Regions from separate parts of the Homo sapiens genome. Here region 2 is linked to region 1. Evidence: chromatin contacts called from ENCODE Hi-C or POLR2A ChIA-PET data. All regions are on one chromosome and are shown on one strand. The core of a region is the stretch at or near the end of the contact, and the rest is flanking DNA. Distances in the headings are between cores, read along the strand shown. Region 1 holds the start of BMF (Bcl2 modifying factor). Region 2 holds the start of INO80 (INO80 complex ATPase subunit).

What was found. Hi-C counts contacts between places; a loop is a spot of excess contacts on that map. ChIA-PET counts read pairs that join two places held with the same protein, here RNA polymerase II (POLR2A). Pooled maps may share reads with other maps.
Region 2: a loop to region 1 is called in a map of ascending aorta, with 10 times the contacts of the local background. The contact joins the promoter of INO80 here to the promoter of BMF in region 1. A Hi-C loop is called at or near these places in 1 of 168 maps with a recorded cell type or tissue (ascending aorta), 1 of 37 single-sample maps with no recorded cell type and 9 of 50 pooled maps. POLR2A ChIA-PET finds 5 or more read pairs at or near these places in 1 of 52 experiments (activated T-cell).

The regions. Positions count from the first base shown.
Region 1 is chr15:40,106,135-40,111,149 of GRCh38, forward strand. BMF (Bcl2 modifying factor) reads right to left here and starts at 2,745. Exons shown (of 5, transcript NM_001003940.2): 1 at 2,639-2,745; 2 at 2,125-2,252. RefSeq lists silencers at 774-1,068, 2,553-2,802 and an enhancer at 1,348-2,043.
Region 2 is chr15:41,113,251-41,118,265 of GRCh38, forward strand. It overlaps INO80 (INO80 complex ATPase subunit), which reads right to left and starts at 3,030. Exons shown (of 36, transcript NM_017553.3): 1 at 2,723-3,030. RefSeq lists enhancers at 1,892-2,672, 2,298-2,347, 2,428-2,477, 2,528-2,607, 2,673-3,452 and 2 more and a silencer at 2,708-2,977.

The sequences.
Region 1 (5,015 bases), core at 1,495-3,994:
GGCCATACCTGGAAGGACTCCCCTTCCCTTCTTCCTACCATACTCCCCCTTCTTATTTGAGCTGGCCGGACCACATACTGATGACATACAACCCTGGTAATAAAGCACTGCTAAGGGTGACATTCACTCCCCAAATGTGGACTGCCTGAATGTTCAGGGGCTCTCCACACCTCTTCCCTGGGCCCGCCTGGAACCACCCTTTTTCTTGATCACGTTTTCTGACCTAGGCCGGTCACAAAGTTTGACTCTGAGGGTTGTGAGCAATAGCAGGAGTAGAATCAGCAGCTATATGCATGCAGGGTACCTGGGAAAATATAAACAAGACTAGCCTCTGTAAGTTGCTGTCAAGGGTGCTGTGACTGGCTATACATACAGTGCTCACAACACACACACACACACACACACACACACACACACATACAGAGTCATTGTCCCAAGGAAATTCTTATCTCAGTCTGAGCTGAGCTCCAGGCTCAGCAGCAAAAACAAAAGCCAGCAATCCTAGGACAGCCAGGTTCCCTCCAAACCTCTAAGCCCCGCCCTGCTGCCCATCTACTCTAATCTCCACCCCTTGCTTGCACAACACAACAAACAGGCTCTGCAGTGTGGTAAGAATGTGTCCTGGGAGAGGGGATAAAGACCCAAGCTAGTCATTGCAGCTGCCGTCTCGGCTCTCTTTGAGCAGAGTTGAGCTGTCTGCCCACCAAAGTTTGGCCTAGAGGGTAGGTCCAGCCTCTCCCAACTAAGTCTCCTCACTAGTCTCCACGACTTCAAATCCCTGATTCCACAGCCTCCCGCTCCTGCCAGCTCTGAACCTGAGACTGGTACAACTGGTCTTACAGAAGGAAGTGAAATTCAGCCCTCTCCCTGTGACCTCACTCACTGCCTATACTGCTGAAGTTATTGATATGAGTTTCTTGGTGATAAAGAAGTTCCTCTTGCTCCACCTGATGGCTCTTGAAAGTCTGAGCTTGGAGCTACTCAGCATCTTAAGCTTCCAACCCAGCTCCCTACACATACCAGGAACTGCTTAGGGCCCCTGCAGCAGCCAGAAGCAGCAACCACCTGAACAGCTAAGGATAAAAAGAGATGAATTTCATTCTTGTCAGACTCAATTAGAGATTCCTGGGGGTTCTGTCCCCTAGTCTCTTGCCTTTGAAGAACAAGCCAAATGGTCTATGGATTGGTGAAGTAGCTAAAAGAATCTCAGTTCAATTCAGAATGCTGCCTTTGCCAAACACAAGCTGTGAGCTGCTTGCTTGGGCCCTGCCTTCGTCCCATCCCATCCCTGTCCCTGAGCTGTCTATGGTCCTGTCTGTGCCCTCTTCCCTGGAGAATGAGGAGATGCCTGCTAGGATGGCAAGCAGCCACGTGGTGTTCTTTGGACCGTGTTTCCCAAGTGTGTGTGTGTGTGTGTGTGTGTGTGTGTGTGTGTGTGTGTATGGGGAGGGGGGTGAGGTGGTGCACTCCAGCTTATTAACAACAGGAAACAAAATTTCCTGATGAAAGGACCAAGTGCTGTCCCGCCAGTCACCTGGCAGGGGCTCCCCTCCAGCTCTCCAACCTCCTCTTCTCAGGCTAGCAATCTTGACCTAAGAAGGGGCCCTCAAAGCCAATCACCAGCACGAGTCATTGTCTTGGTTTTTCCTTTGAAGCCTATCACCTTCCCCTCCCCCTCCCAGCAAAGCCCCAAAGTTCAACCTTTGCCTGGACTGGACAGTGGGGGAGGTGCAGCCAGAAGGTGTGGCTCTGCAAGCCCCAGGGACCCCTCTCACGCTCCACAAACTGTAGGTGGCTTGCCTGTAGGTGGGCGCCTCTGGAGGGGTGCTGGCCAAGGTCAAGGGTAAACTAAGAGAGGGTGAAATTTTTCTCCTGAGCTTAAGAGGTGATGTCCAGAGCGGTGGGAGGAGGAGGGCACTTCCTGAGAACAGGGCCAGGGAATGCTTTATTCCTAGCAAAGGAACTCAAGCCCCGCTGCAGCCATCCCAACCCCTAAGGGCTGGAAGAGGGATGCTGAACTTAGACTCCTCCTCCTCTTAGGAGAAGGCAGTAGTCAGACACCCAGATCCTCGACAGTGACTAGGAACACACACACACACACACACACACACACACACCCCAGACCTGGGTGACTCCAGGAGAGAGTCTCGGCCTCCGAGTCGTGATGCCAGGGCTCCGCGCCAGGGTCCAGCGTGACGAGCACTCGGGGGCTGGACGCCCAGACTCGATTGGGAAGGAGGGAAAAAGCCCAGCTGTTAAGGAGAGGAGCCTTCAGACTCCGCAGAGAGGCAGGATGCCCCACAGCTCCTGTCCTATCCCAAAGTCAGACCCAGAGGCTGGGCCGTTCTCGGGCGCCCAGGTCTGCTCAGCAGTGCACCCCAGGTTCCCCTGCCTACCTGGACCCAACTCCTTCGAGTCCCAAATGCTACCCCCAAGTTCCCTCTTGGAGCAGCGCACCCAACTGTGGGTTCTGCACCCCGTTCCCTCACCCCAGCGCCCCAGTTCTTCATGGTCACCCCAGACGTCCGCAGCCCAAACCCTTCCCGGGCCCCCGTGCGCAGCGCGACTCCGCTCCCCACTTCCCCAAGGAGCTGCGATCCAACTCCGCCCGGCCCCCGGCGGCCACCCGGGCGCTCACCGGGCTGCGGCAGGAGGCGGGAGGCGCAGGCAGGGGCGGCGGCGGCGGCGGGCACAGGCCGGGGCGGGAGGAGGCCACTCCGCACGGTGCGGTATTGTTTCCAAAATACGCCTGCTCGGGGCATCCCGCAAACAGCTGATGAGGCCCCGCCCCCCTGCGCGTCACGCCGAGGACTGACCAATGGCGAGTGAAGCGCCAAGTCCCGGGCTGGGCCGCTGCCAGGGACGGTCACGAATGTACGAACCTTCCCATGGAAACATTGCAAGGGGCCGAGCAAAATTCCGACCGTCGCCAGAAGCGCAGTCGGAGCGCCGTCGCCAGTGCGGATTCTGTCCCTAACACAGGCTCTGGAAGCGCCAGAGAGTCCCTGAATCCTCTGTATTAGGTGTGGGAGAGGGGGCGCCAAAGTAACTTTTGTCTTCTTTTTCACGGCAATGGGCAGAATAATTGCTGCGCGTCCACAAAGGGAGGGGGGAAGGAGGCGGGGAGTTTTTTTATGAGGCTGGTGCGTCCAGTGGGTGCAGGGTGCAGGGTGCGGGTCCCTATGGGATCCCAGCCTCAGGGGAAAGCTCCCTCCCGCCTGCCGAGCAGGTCGGAAGAAAACTGCAGCTCCAAAGCTGAAGGTGTGTTTGAAACAAACACATCCAGGGGAGCCCTTAGGTCCTCTTCTTGACTGGGCGTGGGCACTGGCAAAATAAGCACCTGGCTGAGAAGCGGAGCGCTCAAGAAGGCCGGGGCTGCTTGAGCGGTTGACACATATCTCGCATATGGCAGCATTTAGAGACTGTGCTGGTGCTGCCAGGAGAGCAGCATGTCCTGCAGACCGCGTAAGGGAGTCTATGGGCTACTTCACAGGCATTTACCGAGCACCTACTCTGTGCCAGATATTGGGCTGAGTGCCAGAAACCTGGCGTCTGCCCTCAAGGAGCTTACAGTCTACTAGGAGAGGTAGCCCTGAAAATAGTGAAAAGTTATTGGAATTGTATTCATTCCAAGGATAATGACTATTGAGGAATGCAGAAAAATTCAGAATACAAAGGCTGGAGAAGGCCTCAGGGAGACAGCTTTTAAATTGAATGGGAAATATTTTTCAATAAGGAAAACCAGATGCACATGTCTCACGCCTGTAATCCCAACACTTTGGGAGGCCGAGGCGGGTGGTTCACTTGAGCTCAGTGGTTGGAGACCAGCCTGGCCAACACGGGAAACCCTGTCTCTACTAAAAATACAAAAATCAGGCGGGCGTGGTGGCGCATGCCTGTAATCCCAGCTACTTGGGAGGCTGAGGTAGGAGAATTGCTTGAACCTAGGAGGTGAAGGTTGCAGTGGGCGGAGATAGCGCCACCGCACTCCAGCCTGGGCGACAATGAGACTCCGTCTCAAAAAAATAAAAATAAAATAAAATAAAAAAGAATAGCCCAGGCCTAAGGGTAGCAGACTGAAGTGCTGAGCTGGAGAGCTTACCTGTGCAGGGAGCAGAGGGAGGCTTGGTGACTGGATCATTGGGTGCACACTGAGATTTACGAACGGTAGGCATGGGCAGGTGGGTTCAGGTCAGACTACAGAGGTGTCCCTGGAATGCCAGACTGAAGAATCTGTATTTTATAAAGGGGAGGCAGCAAAGATTTTATTGGAGATGAGTGACTTGACCAAGCCTGAGTTTTAGGAAAGATAAAATGATGAGTCCAGAGAGCAGTGAGAGGGAGCCAGTCCTGCAACAACCCTGACCCACCAGGGGCAGTAGGGCTCAGCAGTGCTCTGACCACCGAGCTGCTCTCTGGGTTGTAAACTTAGATTTAAGTTCAGTGGAGCTGGGACCTTCAGCCCAATAGAGCCTGAAGTCTCCTTGTACCTTTTTCCCATCATTCTTTCCTTTGCTCCCTCAGAAGTCACCTGAAACAGAATGAACCAGCCATATTGAGGGCTGTGGTTGCTAGAATAGAAAAATACTGTCTCCAAAGGACAAAGAGGGAAAAGGGAAAGAGTGGGGAGTCAAGGTTAGCCAGTAGCACAGTCCCCCGAAATTGATAGATTTCCAGCAAAAGGCACTAAGCCAAAAGGAGGTATATTATTTTACCCAGAGGCTTGGCCAAAAGTGCATGTCTGAGCTGGTCAGAGTGACCTTGCACTCCTGCTACATGTAGGGAGATACAGAAACCAAACCTAGCCTCTGTGAAGGGCACCGGCAGCCCTCCGTGATTTCCAATGCACCGACTCCCTTCCGCTCCTTCCTTCCATCCTTCTCTTCTCATTTGCTTTCCTATCAGACCAGTGTCTCAGGCTGGCCAGTGGTGCCCCTGAGCATTCCTTCGGTTCAAGAGTGAAACTCAAGGCCACAGCAGCTCTGAATCTGCCCTCTGGGACAGCACAGGCCCTG
Region 2 (5,015 bases), core at 1,780-4,279, 1.0 Mb after region 1:
CCCTAGCCAGTTTTGTTTTGTTTTGTTTTTTTGAGACAGAGTTTTGCTCTTGTTGCACTCCACTGGAGTGCAGTGGCTCAATCTCGGCTCACTGCAACCTCCGCCTCCCGGGTTCAAGCGATTCTCCTGCCTCAGCCTCCTGAGTAGCTGGGATTACAGGTGCGCGCCACCACGCCCAGCTAATTTTTTGTATTTTTGGTAGAGTCAGAGTTTAACCATGTTGGCCAGGCTGGTTTCGAACTCCTGACCTCAGGTGATCCACCTGCCTCAGTCTCCCAAAGTGCAGGGATTACAGGCGTGAGCCACCGCACCCGGCCAACAAACTTTCATTAAGTGAACCTCTAACACCACAGCTTATAATTAGTTTTGTTTTGTTTTTAGAGACAGGGTCTCGCTCTCCACCCAGGCTTGAGTGCGCTGGCACAATCATAGCTCACTAGGGACTCAAGTGATCCTCTTGCCTCCTGAGTAACTGGGACTACAGGCTTGAGACACCATGCCCAGCAGAATAGCTCTCGATTTGTTGCTTTGGCTTAATCACATTTCCACCTTGATGTACTCAAAATGTTTTTATTAGTCATAAACTTTTCTAATCACATTTGTGCTCACTACAATTATTTCCTATCACAATTTACAGACTTTCAAAAATTGATTTGGTTTCTACTGAAATAAAACGTAGAGGAAAAGAACACAGTAAGCTAAAATGATGGAATTCAATCCCTTAAAAACAAAATTCAGCCGGGCACGGTGGCTCACGCCTGTAATCTCAGCACTTTGGGAGGCCAAGGTAGGTGGATCACGAGGTCAGGGGCTCGAGACCAGCCTGACCAACATGGTGAAACCCCGTCTCTACTAAAAATACAAAAATTAGCTGGGTGTGGTGGCGGGCGCCTGTAATACCAGCTACTCAGGAGGCTGAGGCAGGAGAATTGCTTGAACCCGGGAGGCGGAAGCTGCAGTGAGCCGAGATCACGCCACTATACTCCAGCCTGGGCGACAGAGCCAGACTCCGTCTCAAAAAACAAAAAAAAAAAAACATTCATTTTAAAGTCTAGAAGGTATGCAACTTTTACCACACATAATGATCTCAAATTGTTTTATAGGAGGAGGAGCTTGGAAATTTCAAACATAAAATGCAACTAGAACAGAATATTATTTGGCATTAAAAGCAAATGAGGCCATGTGCGGTGGCTCATGCCTATAATCCCAGCACTCTGGGAGGCCAAGGCAGGCGGATCACTTGAGGTCAGGAGTTCGAGACCGGCCTAGCCAACATGGTGAAACCCCGTTTCTACTAAAAATACAAAAATTAGCCGGGTGTGGTGGCAGCCGCCTGTAATCCCAGCTACTGGGGAGGCTGAGGCACGAGAAGTGCTTGAACCTGGGAGGCGGAGGTCGCAGTGAGTCGGGACCCCGCCACTGCACTCCAGCCTGGACGACAGAGCGAGACTCAGTCTCAAAAAAAAAAAAAAAAAGGAATTAAGTACTGATACCTGCTACAACACGGATGAACCTTGAAAACACCATGTTAAGTGAAACAAACTAGGCAAAGAAAGATACATATGTTTCTTTTTTAGGTAAATTTAGGCAAAAAATATATTAATAGTTACCTAAGACTGGAGGGAGGGGGAATGGGGAGTGACTGCTAAATGGCTTCTAGAGATTCTCTTTTAGGGTGATGAATTAAATAGTGGTTGATGGCTACAGAATTTAATAAATATAGTTTCAGAAAATTACTTAATTATACGCTTTAGAAAGCGGAATTTTTTGGTATTTGAATCATATTTCAATAAAGCTATTATTTAATTTAAGTTGCCACTGAAAAGCCACAATAATTTTGTTGTGGAGGAAATAATGAAAGTCACTGACTGGAAAAGTAACCTGTGACGTTAGCCAGGTCAACCTCCAAATTCCTTCCCCCATTTCTAACAAGTACATCAAACTAGAGACAGTGTGTGAATCAAAGAATTCCAGGCACAGTTGGCTGTTAACTAGAATAGTAAGTGGCTGCCTAGGTTCTGTCATTCCTAAACTGTAGGGGGCTTCTAGCCTCGGAGATTACGGAAGTAGTACTTTCCATTAGCGAGCTCAAGAAGGAATGTCAAAATAGGATGACACTTTCCTAGTCGCTATGTAAAAACCTAAAAAACCAGAAGAGGTGTCATCTAGACACTCCCAAGTCTATGCAGGTGTCAGCCTGCCCCCACCCAACACCAGCCAGCAGCGTGCACCATTCAACCGTATCTCAACTTGCCCCTTACAAAATGACACACTAACAAGCCCTTAGATCTCATTTGTTTAAAATGACAGATACACAACCTTCACGGGGTTCCCACTCAAGGCCTTCCAGCCTCCGCCCTGCCCCTGCCCACCCCCAAACCTACACACGTGTTAGCCCGACACCGCCCCACCGGGTCCCACGTGCACCTGGTCTAACACACTCCCCACGTGTGGGCGCCCCACGGGCTTCCTCAGGTGGCTGAGGTCACCGCATGACCCCGGGTCTCCAGAGATATGAAACGGGAAGGACAAGGCCCTAGTCCCTGAGGTCCCAACCCTGCGGGGAGTGTCCACACCCATCCTCCATACTAACCCCAACAAATCCAAGGGCCGGGGGCGACGGCCCCTTTAAGACGCGGCCCAGTTGTCGCCCGCAGAGAGGGGCGCAACAAGACCTACACAACCCCCACTCCGTTCGCCCGCCCACGTCTAGTTGCCTCACCTCGGGCCGCCTGGCCCCGCCGCCGCGACGGCGGCGGAGGGGGGGCGGGGTGCGGGCGGGGTCCGGAGGGGGGGGTCGCCCCGCCGACGGTGGAGCCGCGGTTCGCTCTCTGAGGCCGTGGGACGGTGACTGCGTTGGGCGTGGACGCTCCTAGCTCGCTCCCTCCGCGGCTCCTGGGACCCCAAGATGGCGGCGGCGCTGAGGCGGCTGCGGGCGCTGGGCCGGCGGCGGCGGCGGCCACTTTCACTCACTGAGAGGAGCGGAGCAGGGACACGGGGAGCCATGGCGGGGGGGAGGAGAGGCGCCATAGCCAGGCCAGAACAATCGAGCCGCTACACGGGTGGCTTACCCCCACCCCGCCCACACTCACTGCTCGTCGCCTGCCCGTGGCCACCCGTAGTGCCGCTGCCGTCGGCCTCGCGCAGCTCGCACCCCGCCGCTGCCACCTGACGCCCCGTGCGAACCGGGGTTCGAGGGGAGACCCTGATCCATGCCATCTGAGTACAGATTAGTCGGGACTGGGACTGGCGAAGATTGCCGAAAGGCGGCGGGGAGGAGGAGGAGGATGTCATCGCTACAGTGAGCAAGCAGATCTCGCAGGAGAAAATGTCGCGAGAGCTTTCCAGGCCCGCAACCGCCGATGCAAGGTTACTTTTCCCGGAAGTAACGTCAATCGAAACCGCCCGGGATCCTGGGATATTTGTTCCCGCAGGCTAGAGGTGGGAAGGTGCAGCCAAGTTGATAAGATCTCTTTAGGGGAAGGAGAGGCTCGCAGCTGGTATTTTGTTACTAGTTTCTGACCCCTTTGGATGGGGTTGTAGATTGTCGGGGAAGTGCCTGGTGTGTAGTTCGACTACTATACAGTAATTAGTTTGGGGCTCCCATTTAGACTCTGGGAGCAAGAACGCTATAGGTTGGGTAGGACAGCATAGTTAGATAAGATGTCTACGTGAAGGTTGTGGGATACAAGGACTTGGGAACACGCAGACCTGTTATCGGAAATGCCAGCCTGTTCTCACATCCACACAGTGTGCCTCTGAAAAGCGAATAATTGCTTTTACCTGTGCCAATTCTACAATTTGAGTCCACTGCCACCCACATTTACTAAACTTGGGGTCTCGCTATGTTGCCCAGTCTACTGGGCTGGTTCCCAGTCTCCTGGCCTGAAGTGATCCTCCTGCCTGGAAGGATCACCTCAGGCCAAACGTCTCAGAGCAGTCCATTAGACTGGTCAACATAGCGAGACCCCGTCTCTACAAAAAAGACAACATAATAAATGTAATCGACCCAACTACCAGGATGTGTGGTGAGAATTGCCTAGGGTAAGGCCTAGGTGTAGATAAGAATTAGAACTTACTGAAAGTTAAATATGCTGTTAATTCAGTTCCTTTGGGTCTCATTCTTTAATCCATTTTAACCTGGCCCTTAGCATTTAACTAAAAAGTACTTTATTAAGGTCATCAAGTAGCCTTCTTGTGCTGAGTTAACTGACCTTTAAAAAGTTAAATTTGTGTCAGGGTGCAGTGCCACACGCCTGTAATCCCAGCACTTTGGGAGGTCAGGTGGTCGAATCACCTGAGGTCAGGAGCTCGAGACCAGCCTGACCAATATGGTGAAACCCCATCTCTACTAAAAATACAAAAATTAGCCGGGCGTGGTGGCGGGTGCCTGTAGTCCAGCTACTTGGGAGCCTGAGGCAGGAGAATCGCTTGAACCTGGGAGGCGGAGGTTACAGTGAACCGAGATCGCACCATTGCACTCCAGCCTGGGCAGCAAGAGCGAAATTCCGTATCAAAAAGAAAAAAAAAAAAATCCATCTCAAAAAGAAAAAAAAAAAGTTACATTTGCAAGCCAAGCGCGGTAGCTCACGCGTGTAATCCCGGCACTTTGGGAGGCTGAGGCGGGTGGATCACTTGAGGTCGGGATTTTGAGACCAGCCTGGCCAACATGGTGAAACCTCGTCTCTACTGAAAAAAAAAAAAAAAAAAAAAAAAAAAGATTAGCCGGGCGTGGTGGCGGGCACCTGTAATCCCAGCTACTCGGGAGTCTGAGGCAGGAGAATCTCTTGAACCTGGGAGGCAGGGGTTGCAGTGAGCCGAGACTGAGCCACTGTACTCCAACCTGGGACAGAGCGAGACTCTGCCTCAAGAAAAAAAACCAAGAGTTAAATTTGCTTGAATGCATGGCCAGGCACGGTGGCTCACGCCTGTAATCCCAGTACTTTGGGAGGCCTAGGCAGGCAGATCACGAGGTCAGGAGTTTGAGACCAGCCTGACCAACCTTGAAACCCTGT